Regions from separate parts of the Homo sapiens genome. Here region 2 is linked to region 1. Evidence: chromatin loops called from intact Hi-C (ENCODE). Cell type or tissue: B cell. All regions are shown on one strand. Links, peaks and the distances in the headings refer to the core of each region. The heading gives the core; the rest is flanking DNA. Region 1 holds the start of LOC124902677 (a long non-coding RNA gene). Region 2 holds the start of SLC15A3 (solute carrier family 15 member 3).

Region 1 (10,271 bases), core at 1,330-9,329:
TAGGGCAGGCGAGTTGGCAGGGAAGGGTCCTCCCTGGCTTTCAGTTCAGGCTGGGACTGGAATTCCTTTGTAGTCACTCACAGCATGTGAGTTTCTTGGGCAAGTGATAGAACTCAGGACTGTTTCCTCATTCCTAAAATAAATATTGTAACAGCTTTGCACAGGGCCAGTGAGGATATGTTTCTTTGTTAATTATATAGGCGTGTGCACACACACACACACACACACACACAGTATATGTATGTGCAAAACTGCAGATATCATCAAGACGCATTCAAAGAGCACCAACTTACATTTATTTTATTTTATCTTATTTCTTGCTTTTTTCATTATTGAAATATGTGAAGGATATCTTTTATTTTTTTTCAATTTGACCAACATACATTTTTAAATAGCAACATTCCATCTTCCTATCACTCCCACCGACCCCACTCCTCAGCTGTAACCACCACTAAAAATTTGATCTGAATCTTTATTTATTTATTTGTTTTACAAAATGGAAATGGGATAATATTATACTGATTATTATATAATTATTTCTTTTTTTCCACTTTCCAATAAATTGTGTGTGACTTTCCATGTTGATACAGGCAGATTTATGTCATTCTCTTTAATATCTGCACAGCCATCCATAACATGAATGTGCAATAATTTTTTTTTGAGATGGGGGTCTTGCTATGTTGCCCAAGCTGGGCTCAAACTCCTGGCCTCAAGCAATCCTCCCACCTCAGCCTCCCGAGTAGCTGGGACTACCATGATTTATTTTATCCTTCTTTATCATTCATCAACAATTTGTCTGCCTGTTACAAGGAGAGCACAGCAAACATGTCTTTAGGCACCTGTGTTTAGTATCTTGTAGGATGGATTTCCAGATATGATGCTGCTGCATGGATATGAACATTTAAAAATATTGAAAGATAATGCCCAAGTTGTTCTTTTAAGAAAGCTGAACCATTGACATTATTACTGTCAAGGAAGAAAAGCTTTGATTACCTTCCACGTCCTCAATTCTGAATGTTACCAATATTTTTTGACTTTTACTAATATGGTAGGTATAAAATATCATGAGTTTTAAATTTTTATTACTTTAATTAGTAGAGAGATTGAACACTTTTTAAATATGTTTTGCATCCACAAAACATTTGTGTTTCTTCATTGGTTATCTATTCATATTCTTTACCTGTTTTGGTGGGGGTTGTCAGTCCTTTCCTGGTGGATTTGTAGGTGCTCTTTATATATAATGGATATTAATCCTTAGTCTGTTGCATGTGTTGAAAATATTTTCTCCCAGACTGTCATTTGTTTTCTACTATTTATTTTTTATGATATCTTCCACTATTCATACATTTTAAATTTTCATGGGGTCCAAATTCTTTCTCTTCAGGATTTTTAGTTTTTATACTATGCTAAGAAAGACATTTTCCACATTCAAGTTATAAAAAATTTTTCCCCTATATTTTCTTCTAGTGTCTTTTTTTATTACACAAATCTTTAATCCAATTGTACTTTATTTTTGAGTAGGTGTGAGATGTGACTTGTTTTAATTATTTAAAATTAACTCTAAAGTTTTTTATTTTTCAGTTTGTTTTCCCCAAAAAGAGAACAGCTGCTTCAACATCACTTTTTGAAAATTCCAGGTTTCCTTCCACTGCTTAGGATTAGCACTACATCATTGAATTTTAAAATAAATGAGATGAATTTCCTTTTCTGAATTCTTCCTTCTTTTCCATTAATTAATCTGTTCCTAAAATGGTATACCCAGTTTTAAATTGTGTAAATCTTTAGATTGAACTATAATCTTATTATGGGAAAGGACATTACTCGTCTGCTTCTAACACTTCTTAGCTATCCTTCTTCATTTTCAAATAAATTTGTCAGATCTCCCCAACTCCCCCCAATCCCATTAGATTTAAAGTTCAGTGAATTTCTGGATTGATTTGAAGTAGAATCAACATGTTTACAATATTGAGCCTTTCCACCAAGGATCTGATATTAGACTAAATACAGTTTATTCTCTTGGGTTCAATTTCCCCATTGGTAAAGAGAGGAGGTTGGATTCGATTTGAAGTTTCCTTCAGGCTCTATAATGAAAATCAACAATAACAGCAACAATGATGACAGCAGTCATTATCAGGCCTAAAGCCAGGCTGGACACGAGGGGAGAAAGCTATGGAAGACATAATCCCCATTCCCCAGGAGTTTTTCATCCAGAGGGAAGATGTAGCATGTATGAGAAATTTTGACCCAAATGTTCAGTTAATGTGTTTCAGATTCATGGGCAGAAGTAGATTTTTTAAAAAGAAAAAGCCATTAATAAATGGCTGGAGGGAGCTGCAGCTGTCAATCTGGCCAAAAACATTGTTGAGAATGCTTTGTGCGTGGAAACTTTTTTCACTATTTTTAGTGAAATCAAAATATGAAAAAAGGGAAATAAATTTAGTAAAAATAAAAATAACAATGGTGCCTGTATCTAAAAATTCCTAGCCCACCCCACACCTTATTTTAGTGGCTTTCTATTTTTATTTTGTATTTTTATTTTTCTTTGAGACAGAATCTTGCTCCGTCACCCAGGCTGGAGTCCAGTAGCACGATCATGGTTCAATGCAATCTCTGCTTCCTGGGTTCAAGTGATTCTCCTGCCTCAGCTTCCTGAGTAGCTGGGATTACAGGTATGCACCACTACGCCTGGCTAATTTTTGTATTTTTAGTAGAGATGGGGTTTCACCATGTTGGACAGGCTGGTCTTAAACTCCTGGCCTCAAGTGAACCACCCTCCTCGGCCTCCCAAAGTGCTGGGATTACAGGCGTGAGCCACTGCGCCCAGCCTTTCTATTTTTAGTGACCAGCTAGTTTGGCTGAGTGTTTGCCTCTGACACAGTAAGAATGTGTCCAGGCTTGGACTCAGAGCTTCTCAGGATCAGATGAAACCTTGGAGACCAAACTCTATCGTGCGGATCAGGAAAATGAGTCCCAGAGAAGGGAAGGGACTTCCCCAAGGTCACACAGCAAATTAGAGGCAGGAGGACTCCTGAAGGCGCTGTGGGTGCCTTGTGGTTTATCCTGTTTCCCTCCTGGCCTCTGGAATTTGGGGCACAATTCTTCTCTGTCAGGGACAATTGCAACCCTGGCCGCCCCAACTCCCAGATGGGGAGCATGAGGGTCGATGGAGGGTCTGGTGGGTGGGGAGTGGGGACTGTGCCCCAGTAGAGCAAGCTGCTACCACTTCCTGCTGATTCAGGCCTCTTGGGAAGCCCTGACTTTTATCGCCAAAACTCCCCGTGGTGCACCGTACGTGAGGCCTGGAGCCCTGGCTTCGGATCCCGGATTGGATTCTGACCTGAGCCTGAGCAAGTCTTCTCTCTCTGGGCCTGCAGAAAGAGGACACCTGAGCAGATGGCTTCCATGTCTTCCTACCAGGGTTCCCGCCCACTGGAGCCAGCTGGGCTGTTTTATGGTGTCTGCCAAGGGTTGGGTCTTCAGCTCTGTGTGTCCATCCTGGTGGTCTGGGTGTGACCACAGTCCGAGTGTGTGTGATGGAAGGTGATGGTTTGGCAGTGGTGACTGAAGTGGGCTCCAGGGTCGTGGCAGAAGATCAGGGAGGAGGGGCACAACAGCCTCACAGTCACGCTCACTGTGAAGCCATCTTGATGCACCGAGAGGCCCATCTCCCAGAAGTGCCCAGCCCCCTGGCATCTGGCCACATGCACAGGGGACCAAGCTGTGCCCAAAGAGAGCTAAGTCTCCCAAGTGACTCAGTCTAACAGAAGTCCTTGACTGGTGTCCTCACCTGGCAGGCGGGGAGCTGGCGGAGAATGGGACTTGGGCCTTATGATCTGAACTCCTGTGGACTGGCCCTCACCCTCTAAAGGCAGGAGACTGAAGCCCAGCAATATTGTCATCACCTCCCTCTGGTGAGACTGCCCCAGGCGGGCCCCACTTCTTCCCAGAAGCTGACTCCCCCTTCCTCTGCACGATGAGGAGGAGTCCTCTGGCTTGTCTAGTAACCAGGCCTCAGGCATTCCCGACTCAGTCTTTCCCTCTTCTCTCTCTTTAAAAATAGCTTCTTTGTTTGGAACACAGCTGCACCTCCACCCGCTGAGAAGCCCAGCTCACGTTGAAGACATTTCTTTCCAAAGTAGTAACATAGGTCATCTTTGCGGATGGCTCATTCATTCATTCATCCTTTCGCTTAATAAGCGAGTACTAAGCACCTGGCCTGGGCTGGGCACCCTGAGTACAAAGTGGATAGAACACAGTCCACCTCATGGATCCAGATTCTACCTGGAAGCCTGGCTTTCCTTTGCTGGTGGCTGTAAGGGGTTTGGTAAGGGGTTTCCTCCAGGCTGTTGGGGACCTGCCCAAACATTCCTTAAAGAGCAGTGGGATCCTATCTGGAGGCCCTGCCATGGGTGTGGCCCTGGAGACCTGCAGGGGAATCCATGGGTCGAGGCCACCTGCTGGCTCTTGCTTCAGACCCTGTCCCCTAAAGCAGGACCGGCTCCATCCCCACAAGGCCCACTGGGCATGTCCCACTCGCAGGCCTCTTCTGCCTGTGATCACCGGCTTTTGGTTAATGGCAGTGACAGTGCGGCTGAGCCCTGGTCACCGTGAGGGCCACACTGCCCTGTCAGTCAGGGTGGCCCCCTGAGTCACGTTCACATTTGCTGAAGGAGCCTCTAGTCCTCACCTCTGGTGGGTGTCTCTCCTCCCTCAGAGCCGCCACCACCACCAGCTCTGCAGGAAGTGGTTCTTTTCTCTCTGTTTCTCCCCCCTCAGTCACACACAGAGGCTTGGATGGAGGTGTCAGGCCCTCAGCTTCGGAGGCTTAGAGGCTGCCTTCAGTGGGCAGGTGCTGGGTCTGGCTGGAGAGAGGGCCCTGGTGGGCTTGGCCCATCGGGGAAGTCTCTGGAGCATTTAAATTTGTTTTTCTAAAATGCATGCACCTTTACTGTTTTATTTACTAAAAATATTGATATATGCTAGTCGTAAAATTATTCATAGTGGAACAGGAATGAAAAGAAATTAAAAACTGTGTAATCAAAAACTCAGCTGAATGTAAGAAAACCCAGTTCCCCTTGAGGAAGAGAAAGGGCTGGAGTCCTTTAAAATTAACTGCCTGTTTTTCTTTCTGTGGCCAGTGAGACTTATCTCTCCCTTTCCCAGGCATTGTGAAGACTCTGTTTCTCTAGCTGTGCAGCTTCAAGGTCACTTGACAGATAATCTCAAGTCGTAAAACATGTTGTTCCTTAAAAAGTAAGAAATGATGTAATGCATGTCTCAGTTGAATAACTGTCTTTGTTTCTCACTTCTGTAATATGCTTCCCTCTGCACAGATTACCCCCCCCGCCCCCGCCCAACAAAATGCTTAAAAGGTAACCGGACTCTTTGTTTGGGGCTCAGTCCTTTGGATGTTAATCCGACTGGTTTGGTGCACCTAAATAATTACATAATTCTTCCTCAACCCCTCAGTCTCTCTGATTCCTTAATTATCCCACAGCAATAGAATACAGAAAAGAATGAAAAAGAGAGTGAGCTCCCTCTAGGCTCACTAGCAGCAGTCACCATTACTGCACCTGATATACTTCCTCCTAGACACTTTTTTTTTCTTTGAGATGGAGTCTTGCTCTGTTGCCCAGGCTGGAGTGCAATGGTGCGATCTTGGCTCACCGCAAGCTCCGCCTCTCGGGTTCATGCCATTCTCCTGCCTCAGCCTCCCTAGTAGCTGGGACTACAGGTGCCCGCCACCACACTCAGCTAATTTTTTGTATTTTTTAGTAGAGATGGGGTTTCACCGTGTTAGCCAGGATGGTCTCAATCTCCTGACCCTGTGATCCACCCACCTCGGCCTCCCAAAGTGCTGGGATTACAGGTGTGAGCCACCACGCCTGGCCCTAGACACTTTTCTTTGCAAACACGTACATTTAAAAAAAACACACACACACGAATGGGCCCATACAACACAGAATTTTAGGCTCAATGTCATTGCCGGCTTTCCGAGTTAGGAAATGTAGGTGCACATTCATTGTTTTCAAGGGAGTCATGGCGTATAAATCCCATTCCCCTATCTGGGGACACTGAGAAGGTTTCCATTGTCCTCCTCTCACCAGCACTGCTCTGCCAAGCACCCCGTATAGCTAACCCTCACTGTTCTGTGTACACTCTTTCCCTGATGGCTTTGCAATAAACCTCTAGGTGTAGGGCTATGGGGTCATGGGGACATGCACTTAAAAAGCTCAGGGTATTATTGCCTCCTGTGTTTTCAGCAGAATCTGCTTTAGGTTGGTTGAGGGGAACCCAAACAGAATCCCCTTCTGTCCTCCCAGGCCCCCTTGAACCCTTTAATCCCTTCTGCACCCCCTCCCCAGTCCCAGTCTTCTTGTTGCTGGTGGACTCATTTTCCCCTGTTGCAAGAGCCTCACTGGTTTTGTCTGTCCTCCATCCAGCACCGTCGTTGTCATCACGATTGGCTTGCAGTGCTGGCCTGGAGGAAGCAGGTGGTAGGGACAGGGTGAATCTGAGCAATGACCAAGCTTGCTGTCAGGATGGGTGTTCTCCTCCCTTCTAAGCTGTGTGTCTTTGGGCTGTTGCCTGGCTCTCCCAGCCTACGCAACAAGGATGCTGAAACCTTACAGGGCTTCAAAGCTATTTGTACATTGTCAAAGGCAGGGCAGATGTGAGGGAGACAGATGATGAAGGAGGCAAGAGGCATCTTGAGGCTTGGAACTGATGGATCTCTTGTTCCCACCACTAAGGGGACACAGGGACCTGCTGGAGACACACTGGGTACCTGGAGTTCTGCCCTGAGGGGGGCACTGAGGGGCCAGAAGAAAGGGGGAGAGCTTTGCTGTCAAGCCTGTGGTTCCAGAGGGAGGTCACTGATCCTGATTCATTCACTTATTCAATAACTTACTAGGTGCCTGCTATGCACGAGGCACTGTCCTTGGTGTTGGGAGACATGGCAAGAACAAAACAGACCCCAAACTTTCCTGCCCTCATGCTCCTTACAGTCTAACCTGGGGCAACTGACAATGAACAAAATAAATAAGTAAAAATATATTGTGTGTCCAGTGGCAATAAATGCTACGGAAGAGACTAAAACAGGAGAAGAGAAGGGGGAAGGGGGAGGGAGGGGTGGCGATTTAAATAGGGCTGTCCAGGAAGGCTCCACCCAAGGCGAGGAAGGGAGTTGAGGGCTCTCCAGGGGAAGAGCCTTCCAGCCCAGGACCAGCAAAGGCCCTGAGGCTGTCCAGTGTGTCCGATGGCCAGCGTGACCCAAGTGGTGTGAGCAGGTAGAGCAGTAGGCTGTGAGGTGGGAGACGTCATGGGTGCCTTTTACATGGGATCACTCCACATCCAGCAGGGAGAACACCCGGAAGGGAATGAGGGCAGGAAGCAGGAAGGCAGGTGAGGAGGCAGAGAGGACGGTGGCCAGGATCAGGGCGGTCGCAGTGGAGGGGGTGGGAGGTGGCCAGAGTCTGACTACATCTCGAAGGCAGAACCCATAGGATTTCTGGCTGGATTGCAGCTGGGATGTGAGAGAAAGAGGAGTCACAGGTGACACCACAGTTTTTGGCCAGAGCACCTGGAAGGATGGAGAAGCCCTGTCTTGAGATAGGGATGGTCAGGAGTTTGCTTTTGGCCATATGACACTTGAGATGCTCTCGGACACCCAAGTGGAGATGCTGAGCAGACAGGGCTGGGTATGAGTCTGGGGCCCAAGGTGGGTGGGGAGAAAGAGAGAGAGAGAGAGATCCAAGCTGGGAACATATTGGTGTTACCACGGTGGATTGGGAGGGATGGGGGTCGTTGGCAGCAGCGCACGTGAAGTCACTGCCACTGCCTGGCCTTTCTCTGCCCCTCAGTCGTGCCTCAGAGAAGAGAGGCAGACATATCTGCCCCGGAGCCCACCCAACTTGGCCCGCCTGCCATTCCCCTCCCCACCTCCCCTCCTGCCTTCCTTTCGTAGTCACCTGTTGTCTAAGTGTGGGCTGGGGGAGGGCGTTGCTGTTTTGGGTTCTCTCTGCCCCCCACTGAACAGAGGAGAGTGCACGGGAGGCCATCAACGCCAGCCCCATCAATCTCGAAAACTAGGTCACGCTGGAGCCTGGGGCCTCCACACTGGGCTCCAGCCACATCTGTCATTGACCTGAGACTCATGCATCCCTGCTCCTGGCAGGCACCATCTGTCACCCACAGCTCCTCTGTCTGTGCTCAGGATGCAGAATGGCCGACTCCTTTGCTGGTTCCAAGCACAGGCCATGGAAAGGGGCCTTGTGTTCATTGCATTTTTCACAGAGAGACTTATTCCCCAGGCTGACTGTCCACTGTGACCACCAGGAAGTTCAGTGGGTTTGCAAGGGCCCCAGTCTCCTATTTCAAGCTATCCTCCTGCCTGGGCCTCCCAAAGTGTTGGGATTATAGGCATGAGCCACTGTGCCCAGCCATAATCAGTGCTTCATACCATCAGATCTGGTATGTGGATTGAAACCTGTTTGTTAACTCGGATCTACACAGAGCCAAGCAGTACAAGAACTTGGAAACTTGGTTGAGTTTTTTAATCTTTTATCCAGGTTTTATCCAGGTTTTAACCTAGATGCTCACTGGGTAGAATTTAAGAGCTCAGGGAAGATTCAGAACCCAGGCAAAACTGTTTCTGGCTGAAGCTTTTCGTCATTTGATCAAGCATATGTAAGGTTAGCTCTGAAAAAGAAGTGTAAACACTGTTAATGATTTTTAAAAATGTAAAACTTTTTTTATATATATTGCATGCACACACACGCCCACACACCCACACACACATACACCGTGTAACCTCCACCCAGCTCAAGATCTAGAACATTTTCATCCCCCATTAAGGTTCCCTAGAGCCTCTCCTATCAGCCGCCCCCTCCCACCAAGAGCTAAGCACTGTTCTGGTCTCTCACTATGGGTCTGTTCTCCAGCTTTCCGTAAGTAGTGTTTTGAATTGCAGCGTATGGACTCTTCTGTGCCTGGCCTCTTCAGCTCCTCATTATACCCATGAAATTCATCCGTGTTTGAGTGTAGCAGGAGTTCCTGCTTTTTAGTTGCTGTGTTGTGCTTTATTGTATGAATACCACATTTTTTTAGTGCTAATGATTTTACTTAAGCAACCTGAAGACGTAGATACTGTGTCTTTTTCAGGATTGTAGCCACAGAGCCTGGCACGGACTTTGTCGAATGAATGAATGAATGAATGAATGAATGAATTGCATTATTGCTCTTACTTTCAGTGGGCTTTAGCCGGGGCTGGGTTCTATCCTCACAGTGTGGCATTGTCACCATATTCATAGACTGCCTCTCGGTCATGCTGGGCTTCTCTATCGAGGGCCTAGTAGTTGCTCATGAAAAGCTCTGGGGAGGACCTCTGGTCCGCAGTCCCTGCCCCACCCCTGCTCTGGCCAGGGCCTGTCCTCTCTATCAGCCCCGTGGCAGAGCACCACCTTGTTATAATCCTGGTTCTGGGGTTGCTTGAGCAATTAACTGATGTGAGCCCTTTCCTTACCTTGGGGAAAGGGATGGAGACATTCCTGTATCGTGTAACCTGAAGTCATCAATGCTTGCTGCAGGGGGGAGGTGCCCAAATCAGAGAGAGGGACTGGACCCAGAGCCCCGCTGTGTGACAGTGGCCACACCACTGCCCTCTCTGGGCCTTGCTTCCCTCAGCACAGAGAGCCTGGCTTTGTCTCACTTCGAGTTCTTTCAGGGCTTTGGTTCACCTTTGCCACAGTTGGCTTGGGAGCCTGTAGGATGGGACAGGTGGGTGATGTTCCAGAATGTTCTGCCTCTGTTAGCTGTTGGGATGGGCCAATGGATCCCGAAGCTGCGGTCCCAGAGTTGCCTCTCCTGGCAGAAACCTGTTGCTCAGCCACGCATGTTGCCGATTGGGCCACATCCCCCAGCTCTGCCCCGGCCCTCGTCTTTGATGGTGAAATGTGAAATCAGGAAGCGGCGAGCTCTTGAGTGAAGTTGTATCGAAATGAATCCATCAAGGCAAATGGGATCTTGATTTTTCTTCTGTTCCGTGGTTGCTGTTTCCTGAGTTGGAAACGCGAAAGGTGACAGGGTGCTTTCAATAGAAAACGGAGTGAGATGGATGATGGAGTGAACGTGGAGTGGGCATGCGAACATGAGGCCCTTGGTGGGGAAACGGGTGCCTCCGACAGGCACTGCACCTTCCAGCTGCGTGCACTGAGGCTGGTCTACGCAGGCCAGACATCTGGGGGGGCCCAAGTGAAGAGAGGCAGAATGTC
Region 2 (10,271 bases), core at 1,508-9,507, 120 kb after region 1:
AAGATCACACAGCTCTTAAGAGGTCAAACCAGGGCCCTTTCTCTGGTGACCCAACTCCAGAGTATTCCCTTGGAGAGGATGTGACTTCTAGGTACCAGGCATGGTGCCAGGCACTGAAACAGAGAGGAAGAAAACACGAGCCCTGTCTTCAAAAAGTCACTAGTCCAGTGAGAGAAACAGGCAAGTAAGCAGGCTCGTGTGACATGAGTTGCCGCGAGGGATGATGAGGGAGAACTGTTATAGGCTGGATGTTTGTCCCCTCAATCTCATGCTGAAATGTAATCCCTAGTTTTGGAGGTGGGGTCTGACAGGAGGTGATTTGATCGTTGTAGCAGATCCTTATGAATGGCTCATCACCATCCCCATCCCTTATGGTAATAGGGAGTTCTTGCTCTGTTAGTTTATGGGAGATCTGGTTGTTTAAAAGACTCTGGGGTCTCCCCCTTCTCTCTCTTGTTCTCTTTGTCGCCATGTGACATGCTGGCTCCCCTTTGCCTTCCATCATGATTGCAAGCTTCCTGAGGCCTCACCAGAAGCAGATGCTGGCACTATGCTTCTTATGCAGCCTGCAGAACCATGAGCCAATTAAACCTCTTTTCTTTTTCTTCTTCTTCTTCTTTTTTTTTTTTTTTTGAGACAGAGTTTTGCTCTGTCTCCCAGGCTGGAGTGCAGTAGCACAATCTTGGCTCACTGTAACTTCCACCTCCCAGGTTCAAGCAGTTCTCCTGCCTCAGTCTCCTGAGTAGCTGGGATTACAGGTGCCCGCCACCACACCCGGCTAGTTTTTGTATTTTTAGTAGAGATGGGGTTTCACCATGTTGGCCAGGCTGGTTGTGAACTCCTGACCTAGTGATCTACCCGCTTCGGCCTCCCAAAGTGCTGAGATCACAGGCATGAGCCACCACGCCCAGCACCTCTTTTCTTTTCTTTATAATTACTCAGCCTCAAGTATTTCTTTACGGCCATGCAAGAACAGACTAACCCAGGATCCCAGCCTTGAAAAATCAGGGGAGACTACTCAGAAGAGGTTACATCTGGGTCAAGTCCTGAGGGATCAGTATTCATGAGTCATAGAAAGTTCTAGGCTAGAGGAGCAGCATGTGCCAAGTTCCAGATGAAAGGCGGCTGGAAGCTGACCATGGCTGAAGGCAGGGTGGGAGCAGGAGACATGGAGAGAGAGCAGTCAGAGATGAACTTGGGAGTTGGTCCGGAAGGGGTTAATCCTGGAGGGCCTGCAAAGTTGGACAAAGAAGTTGAGACTTTGTCCTAGAGAATCCAGAACCAGAGGGTGCCCTTTCAGGGTTTCAAGCACGCTGGCTTCAGTGCTGAACGTGAACCGAAAGGTCCTACTGCAGTGGTTCAGGAAGGGAATGCTGGCTGCCCAAACAGGGGCAGTGTTGTGGGGGTGAGAGAGAGATGGGTGGACACAAAACAGAATGACCAGGCAACATCAATGGAACTTAGGGGCAGGACCCTTGGGGATATCTGCAACAGGGGGCAGGCATGACTGCAATCCATTTTCTAAAAGGTGGGTGAGAATGAACACTTAATAAAATGATGTAAGAAGAAAAAACTATCTTTGGCAAAATGTTGCCTCCCCCTCCAGATCCCAGTCTGTGGATGGCCTCACTCCTCCTGGGTGCTAAGGGACAGGGAAGACAATATGAGGGTGTATCCTCTACTGTCATCCTCCCCACTGGGGGCCATGGCCTTCCACAAGCCAGTCCACAGTCTATGTCTCATCCTAAGCTGTGGCCCTGGGAATGTGCTGCTGATTCATTCTGGCCCCATCGGCTTGGAAAGGTGTCTGCTCTGTCCTACTCCTTTCAAGGCACCGGGCTGTCCTTGTAGTCATGGGGATGGGGCCAAACATCAGTTCTCAACCTTGTCCTGCCACAAGTAAATGATATTCCACGGGCAGCCACTTGTCTCCATTGGGAATGGGAATGATGTGTGGACAATTCAGCGGTAGGTTACCTGCAATTCCTGGTGCACCTGCTACACACCAGGGCATGCTGGGACTGACCACCCTGGAGTGAGCAGGATGTTAGGATTGGTCACTGCAGCATAAGAAGCTGCTGTGGATGAATGCCTGCATAGCAGTCAAAAAATTCCCCAGACTGTCACTGTCCTTCCCTCTACTTTGCCTCTCCTCAATCTGTGGCTATTATGCTTTTATCCAGGTGGCTCAATTTTTTAATTTTCACCTATTGTCAAGCCCAGGATCACCCTACAGGTGTAGAGAGTGGGTTGGCCAGGTATAAGAGAAATCTAAATTGTTCTGAAGGTGTGAGGCAGGCCTTGGCTAGATCTGGGGGATAACCTTGCCTCAACTGCAGGGGCCACCTCTTGGTCCTGCTTGCACAGTCTTGATGAGGCTGTGTGTATTTGATGCTCACCTGTGAACTATAAAACCTGTGGGCAACACAGCAGGATGGTGCCAGTGCATTACTAAGAAATTGTACCTGGAGAGTGAAAGTTGGATCAAGGTTTCATTGCTTCATTTTTTTCAACCACATAAAGTAATTGTGCTGGGTTTTAAAAGGTAGAGCTGGGGGCCTAAGTGGTTAGTCAAGTCCTACTTTTGAACTTCCTAAAATCTGACGTCTCTCACCCTGCCCTGGCAGAGTGCCATCAGGAGAATCTAGGAGACTCGAGAAGCCACTTCACCTAACATCCTCATTGTGATCTCTCTAAGAAAGCTCGCTGATGACGCAGCCCCTGTGCTTCTCACACTCAACAGTAGCTGTGTTAGATGCACAGGTAAAAAGGCTCATTTTCACCAGCCTCCAACCAAGGCATCTGCAGGGACACTTCAGCATGTCACCGCACCAGACAGTGTTGCTGCCCTTGGCTCTCTGTGAGCATGCAGGCCCAGAGATGCCAGATCCTCTGCAATTTCAGGAGTAGCCAAAAGTCCGGATCTTCATGCTAATACTTCTGATTTTTTTTTTTTTTTTGAGATAGAGTTTCGCTCTTGTCGTCCAGGCTGGAGTGCAATGGTGCGATCTGGGCTCACTGCAACCTCCGCCTCCTGGGTTCAAGCGATTCTCTTGCCTTAGCCTCCTGAGTAGCTGGGATTACAGGCCTGTGCCACCACGCCCGGCTAATTTTGTGTTTTCAGTAGAGATGGGGTTTCTCCATGTTGGTCAGGCTGGTCTCGAATTCCCGACCTCAGGCGATCCACCCACCTCGGCCTCCGAAAGTGCTGGGATTACAGGCGTGAGCCACCGTGCCCGGCCAATACTTCTGAATTTTTAAGGAGATAACTAAAACTTCAAAAATGTTTTAAAATTAAAAAACAATATGGCCGGGCACGGTGGCTCATGCCTATAATCCCAGCACTCTGGGAGGCCGAGGTAGGTGGATCACTTGAGGTCAGGAGTTTGAGGCCAGCCTGGCCACCATGGCGAAACCCCTTCTCTACTAAAAATACAAAAATTAGCTGGGCACGGTGGCGGGCACCTGTAGTCCCAGCTACTCGGGAGGCTGAGGCACGAGAATCTCTTGAACCCAGGATTCGGAGGTTGCAGTGAGCCGAGGTCACCCCACTGCACTCCAGCCTCCAGCCTGGGTGACACAGTGAGACTCCATCTCAAAAAAAAATAAAAATAAAAAAATAAAAAGAGAAACAGTAACAGAAGCTACAACAAAAACTAAACACCATGTAACTAAACACTATCAGAGCCAAACCACATAGACCTGTGGGTCACGGCCATGGCCCACCAGCTCTGGGGCTCCTCAGTTCTAAGATTCTGCTCTCCAGCTCCCTCCCACTGGTCATCAGTGTTGTGACTCGTGCCCTGGGTGACAGTCATGTCCGCTTTTGGAACATTACTTCCCCTATCTGCAAGAGGCAAGTCACCCCTACCTTCTCCCCAGCTAAATGTGTCCCCAGGACTTTCCCCAGTGAACCAGCCCAGCACCTGGCCCCCTGGTACCTTGGAGATGGAGGCTGGGCAGTAAGAAAGACGCTGGGCTGGGTGCGGTAGCTCACACCTGTAATCCCAGCACTTTTGAAGGCCAAGGCAGATGGATTACCTGAGGTCAGGCATTTGAGACCAGCCTGGCTGACATGGTGAAACCCCATCTCCACTAAAAAACACAAAAATTAGCCGGGCGTGGTGGCACACGCCTGTAATCCCAGCTACTCAGGAGGCTGAGGCAGGAGAATTGCTTGAGCCTGGGAGGCAGAGGTTGCAGTGAGCCGAGATCGTGCCACTGCACTCCAGGCTGGCCAACAGAGTGTGACTCTGTCTCAAAAAAAAAAAAAAAAAAAAAAAAAAAGATGCTGCACTCCTCTTTTCTTTGCTACTTTCCTCTCCTGGGTTTTTCTCTGCAGGCCACACTGCTTTTAGAAGCCTTTCCCTTCATCTACCACCCGCTGAACATCACCGATGGCAGGCCAGCACTCTCTCAGCTCTCTGGGTAAGACTCAGCTCTCTGGGCTAAGTCTGAGCTCATCTGCCAGCCTAGTGATCTTGCCAAGAGAGGAAGGAGCTGGATCTGATGTGATCTGAACTTCGTCACCATACCGTCACAGCTGATGACCTAAGCTTCCTCCAAGTCGAGGGATGGTGCAGCTCCATTGAAGTCTCCTCTTCTCTCCTCCAGGCTCTGCCCACCTCACGAGAGCACATGGTCCTGACTGCAGTGACTGCAGGAAGACCTGGGATGGAGGGCTTTGCTTTCTCACCATCCTCTTGGCCTGGCTTCTCTAACATGTTAAAAACTTACAGTGGCCCACAACTGTAATCCCAGGACTTTGGGAGGCCGAAGCAGGTGGATCATGAGGTCAGGAGTTTGAGACTAGCCTGACCAACATGGTGAAATCCCATCTCTACTGAAAATACAAAAATTAGCCAGGCGTGATGGCACGCGCTTGTAATCCCAGCTACTCAGAAGGCTGAGGCAGGAGAATTGCTTGAACTCAGGAAGTGGAGGTTGCAGTGAGCCGAGATTGTGCCACTGCATGGCAGCCTGGGCGACAGAGTGAGACTTCGTCTCAAAACAAACATACAAACAAACAACAACAACAAAAAATCCCTCGCTTTTTTGCTGGTATCTATAGTGCTTTTTTTGCTGGTATCTATAGCTTTTGTGAGACTCAGTTTATTTAGCTTTAGCTTTCCTGATATTATTATTCTTACAAATTTTGCCTTGGGACACTCTTTCCATTCATTGATTCAGGCAATACTTATTGAGCACCTACTATTTGCCAAGCACTGGGAAGCCATTGAGAATAAAACAGTGAAGAGTTAGAAAAGGTCTCTGATCTGATGGAGGGCCTATTCTACTGGTGCTAACTGAACAAGTAATATGTGCTCTGAAGACATTAAAACAAGACAATGTGATGGGGGATGCTGAGAATCCAGTAGGAAACTACTTAGATGGGAAAATCAGGGAAGGTCCCTACAAAGGAGACATATATGCTGAAACCTCAATAAAGAGAAGCAGCCAGCCATGCAAGGATATGGAGGGAGAGCAGTTATGGCAGAGGGGTCAGCAAAGACAAAGGCCCTGAGGCAGGGAGGAGCTTAGCATGGAAGGGGAACCTGGGAGGCCGGCTGGCTGGACTTGAGTGAACATGGGGCTGAGATGAGATCAGAGGAGAGCAGAGGCCAGATCCCCCGGGCTCCTAGGTCAGGGTGGGGCTGGTGCTTAGGAGTTCTGAGGCTGACTCTGATTTAGTCTGAGGTCGGTGTCCCTCTCAATCCCGACTCACTTGTGGTCCTCTATGGCCCGCAGGCTTGTTGAAAGTGCCCCACTTCCTTCCTCACAGCAGCCTCTGTGCAATCCGAATTGCGCTGTGAATTTCCCTGCCACTCAGGAGCCCGGGGCAGGGCTTCACCCCTAGTTCAGTTACCAGGAACCAATCTTTCTCCACCTTCCTGCCCTAGCCCCACTGGGTCTGTCTCTGCATCTGTGAAATGGCTGAGTGTGACCAAATGATGCAGGTAGCCTTTCCACTTCTTTCTACCCGTGGCGCCTCGGGTGGAGGCGTGGAGTTTGATTGGAAGAGGGTAAAGCAAAAGTGGAATCCTGGCGAGAAATGAAACTGAAAGAAAAAATTCCTCCTGGAATTTTTTGGCTCTAAGGAGGCCAGCAGCGGGGGTTTGGGGTAGGAGGCAGAGGTAGAGAAGGAGGGAGGTTTTTAGAAAGCTGACCGGGCAGGAGCCCTGTGACCCAGGCTTTCACTTCTCCTAAACACCCAGTAGCGCCATGTGATGCAGGCAGGGGACTGCGGATAGGGCCTGTGAAAGGGGAAGCGAGGGGAGCCCAGAGTTTCTCAAGAAGCCGAGAGAGGGACAGAGGCTGAGCCTGGGGGGAGGGCTGCAGGGGACTGAGAGGGGAGTGTAGGCAGTGGGGGTGAGGGGGACAGGGAGGAGGTGGAGAAGACGGCAAGGGGCAGCAGGGTGACTGGGGCAGAGGGAGCCCCCACCCCACGCCCAGGGCAGGCCAGGAGTCATAAGGAGAGGGGACAACAGGAAGGGGCGACAAACGGGGAGGGGAAAGGGAGGCGGAGGGGCAGCGAAGTGAAGCAGGGAGGGTCGCAGTGTGAACAAGAGTGCGAGGAAGGGTCAAGGTGGAGGGAGGAGAGGGGAGAGTTAGGGAGAAACAGCTGCAGGAGAGGCGCGGGGAGGAAGCCTTAGGGGTGGGGGAAGGGAGAGGGGAGTTGAGAATTAGGGAGGAGGTGGTAGAGTCCGGGTAGTGAGCGGAGGGACAGGAAGGGTAGGGCAAGAAAGGGAGAGGGGACAGGAGGGAAGGGTGGGCCAAAGCGGTGAGAAAGGAGGGCCAGCCAGTTGGGTGGGGGAGAGGGCCGAGGCCCGGGGGCAGGAGTGCAGGGCTCTGAGGCGGGGAGAGGAGAGGAGAGAAGAGCCGCGGGGGGCCCAGCCCGGAGCCAGGATGCCCGCGCCGCGCGCCCGGGAGCAGCCCCGCGTGCCCGGGGAGCGCCAGCCGCTGCTGCCTCGCGGTGCGCGGGGCCCTCGACGGTGGCGGCGGGCGGCGGGCGCGGCCGTGCTGCTGGTGGAGATGCTGGAGCGCGCCGCCTTCTTCGGCGTCACCGCCAACCTCGTGCTGTACCTCAACAGCACCAACTTCAACTGGACCGGCGAGCAGGCGACGCGCGCCGCGCTGGTATTCCTGGGCGCCTCCTACCTGCTGGCGCCCGTGGGCGGCTGGCTGGCCGACGTGTACCTGGGCCGCTACCGCGCGGTCGCGCTCAGCCTGCTGCTCTACCTGGCCGCCTCGGGCCTGCTGCCCGCCACCGCCTTCCCCGACGGCCGCAGCTCCTTCTGCGGAGAGATGCCCGCGTCGCCGCTGGGACCTGCCTGCCCCTCGGCCGGCTGCCCGCGCTCCTCGCCCAGCCCCTACTGCGCGCCCGTCCTCTACGCGGGCCTGCTGCTACTCGGCCTGGCCGCCAGCTCCGTCCGGAGCAACCTCACCTCCTTCGGTGCCGACCAGGTGAGTGGCAGGAGGCCTGCCCCGGCATACTCCGGCGGGTGTGGAGGGAAGGAGGGCTGGCCCCCAGCGTGACCTGGGACAAACCAGGTCCCCTGCCTGCACTAGTTTCCTGATTTGAAAGAAGAGGGGGGCTAGCCCTTGCAAAACCGATGGCAACCGCAGTGGGAATAACCATGGTTGTTTTTTTGTTTGTTTTATTTTTTGAGACGGAGTTTCACTCTGTCGCCCAGGCTGCAGTGCAATGGCGCGATCTCAGCGCACTGCAACCTCAGCCTCCCGGGTTCAAGCGATTATCCCTCCTTAGCCTCCAGAGTAGCTGGGATTACAGGGGCCTGCCACCACGCCCAACTAATTTTTGTAATTTTTTTTTTTTTTTAAGTAGAGGTGGGGTTTCACCATGTTGGTCTTGAACTCCTGACCTCAGGTGATCCACCTGCCTAGGCCTCCCAAAGTGCTGGGATTACAGGCATGAGCCACCACGCCAGGCAGGTTGGTCTTTTTTGAGCTACTTGCAGGCCCTATGCTAAGCACTTTCACTGTTTAACTGATTTAATACTCTTCACCACCCAGGAAGTAGGAATTATTATGCCCATTTTACAGAGAAAGACACTGAGAGGTTTCATGGCATTAATCAACTTGCCCAAGGTGACATGGAGGGTCGAGGAGCCGAGTAAAGGCAGCTGGACTCCAGGTCCCACCATGAACCTCCTCTCTGTGTGTTATGGGGATGTGCGGGCAGGGCAGGAGCAAGCCAGCTTCTTCCTACCAGCAGTGCTAGAGGCTGTCAGGCCGACTTGCTCAGATCCCAGCTCTGCCTTTCACTAGCTGGAGCCACATGGGCAAGAACTCATTTATATCCTGAATGGGCTGCCTGGTCTTCTCCCTTAGCTCAACCTCTGAGCCTTTCTCCGTTCCCCCTTGAACAGAGCATGGCACGTAGAAGAAATTTAATAAGTATTTGCTAAATGAATGAGTAAATGCCCAACAACACGGCTATATTTTGATAGCTGTTCCCAGTGGGATATTAGACAATAATTTAGACTAAAATGTAATATTATTAAAATAACCACATATGGTGTAAATGAGCAAAAGCAGGAGGCAGGACTGCATACAGATAGGACTGCAGCCATGTGGAAAGACGAGGTGTCAACGAAAGGAAACTGGAAAAAGATTGTCACAGTGGTATGATCAGGCCACTGGACTAATTGCACTTTCTTCTTGTCTCAGTTTATCAAATGTTCTTTGATTGCACATATTATACTCATAAAGGGGACATTTTTCAAAAGGATCGTTTCATCCAATTGGCACCCACAATTCAGCACCTAGCAGTTTCCAGTGTCCTTGACAAGGAGTCACTTGTCCAGCTTGTTTAGGATCCTTTGATGATGACTTCATGCCCCCAGGCCAGCCCTGGCCATCTCTTTTCTTTCTTTCTTTCTTTCTTTCTTTCTTTCTTTCTTTCTTTCTTTCTTTCTTTCTTTCTTTCTTTCCTTCTTTCTTTCTTTCTTCCTTTCTTTCTCTTTCTCTCTCTCTCTTTCTTTCTCTTTCTTTCTTTCTTTCTTTCTTTCCTTCTTTCTTTCTTTCTTCCTTTCTTTCTCTTTCTCTCTCTCTCTTTCTTTCTCTTTCTTTCCTTCTTTCCTTTCTTTCTTCCTTTCTTTTGACGGAGTCTCGCTCTGTTGCCTACGCTGGAGTGCAGAGGTGCGATCTCAGATCACTGCAACCTCCACCTCCCGGGCTCAAGCAATTCTCCCTGCCTCAGCCTCCCAAGTAGCTGGGATTATAGGTGCCCGCTACCACGCTGGCTAGTTTTTGTATTTTTTTAGGAGAGATGTGGTTTCGCCATGTTGGCCAGGCTGGTCTTGACTCCTGACCTCAGGTGATCCACCTGCCTCAGCCTCCCAAAGTGCTGGGATTACAGGCGTGAGCCACTGCGACCGGCCAGCCCTGACCGTTTCTTACTTCTTGTTGACATTCTTTCTGACCTAGAGACCCCCAATATTTGTCAATGGGAATCTCTCATCTTCCTTTAATCCTATTATTTCATTGACATCCCACTAGCACCCCCAACCCAGTACCCTTAACCTGTGTCATTGACCCTATTGACCTCCAGAGAGCCTCACCCATCTAGTACCCCCTGTGGCAAAACTGATCTTCTGGAGGCCAGGCCACTGAGCAGAGCCTCCCGTGGCATCAACAGGGCCAGAAGCTCCTGTACGTTCTCCCCTTGGCTGGGCACGAACTTTGGGTGGAGCAAAGGCAGGCCACAAGGCCTCATGAAGTCGGGACCTGATCCCTAGGACAGTGCAGAAACACCAAAATGATTTGAGGCAGGAATGGACATCACTGGATTTGAGCTCTTCAAAAATGGCTCCGGCTGCAGTGTAGATAGCATATGGGTTAACAAGAGTGGGTACTTCACAACAGGCAGGAAGCGGCTGCAGAATTCAGGGGGGCAGTCAGATGGGGATGTGGGGGTGGGTGGGACTGGCACCATCTGGCAACAGCTATACCCCAGGAGCTGCGTGTTTCACATACTTGCTGATTTCAGAAAGGGCCATCCATCACTCTCGACAAAGCATCTGCTCATTCTAAAAGAACTCATTTATATCCTGAATGGGCTGCCTGGTCTTCCCCCTTAGAGTTACAATAGTCACATTCATTTACTTCCAATTAATAAATGGAAGTGGCTGCTTCTAATGGGACCTATTCAATTTTCTGCTTGAAAGTCTAGAGCGAGAATTATCAGTGAGCTGGTATGCCCCTCCCTCCCCACTTCCAGGAGGACCCCGCAGAATCTCCAATGGAAT

The links. Peaks named below come from ENCODE experiments on the same cell type or tissue, not always from the same donor. Only the 100,000 strongest peaks of a DNase experiment are listed, where the experiment ranks them.
Region 2: it touches region 1 in a loop (9-fold over the local background); 3 of 110 quality-filtered maps call a loop at or near these places.

Annotation. Positions count from the first base shown.
Region 1 is chr11:61,065,860-61,076,130 of GRCh38, reverse strand. LINC02954 (long intergenic non-protein coding RNA 2954) reads right to left here. Exons shown (of 4, transcript NR_186234.1): 4 at 8,534-8,700. The region is part of intron 1 of LOC105369325 (a long non-coding RNA gene); the gene reads left to right. LOC124902677 (a long non-coding RNA gene) reads right to left here and starts at 2,419. Exons shown (of 2, transcript XR_007062690.1): 1 at 1-2,419. In B cell, for the core only: no CTCF peak of the experiment used is centred there; DNase peaks (open chromatin) are centred at 3,350, 4,750 and 5,440; H3K4me3 peaks cover 1,027 bases; H3K27ac peaks cover 3,986 bases.
Region 2 is chr11:60,948,187-60,958,457 of GRCh38, reverse strand. It overlaps SLC15A3 (solute carrier family 15 member 3), which reads left to right and starts at 6,282. Exons shown (of 8, transcript NM_016582.3): 1 at 6,282-7,464. The coding sequence starts at 6,907. RefSeq lists an enhancer at 5,970-6,109 and silencers at 6,290-6,519, 6,840-6,999. In B cell, for the core only: CTCF peaks have their summits at 8,808 and 9,147; DNase peaks (open chromatin) are centred at 3,837, 5,877, 6,237, 7,027 and 2 weaker places; H3K4me3 peaks cover 3,542 bases; H3K27ac peaks cover 6,147 bases.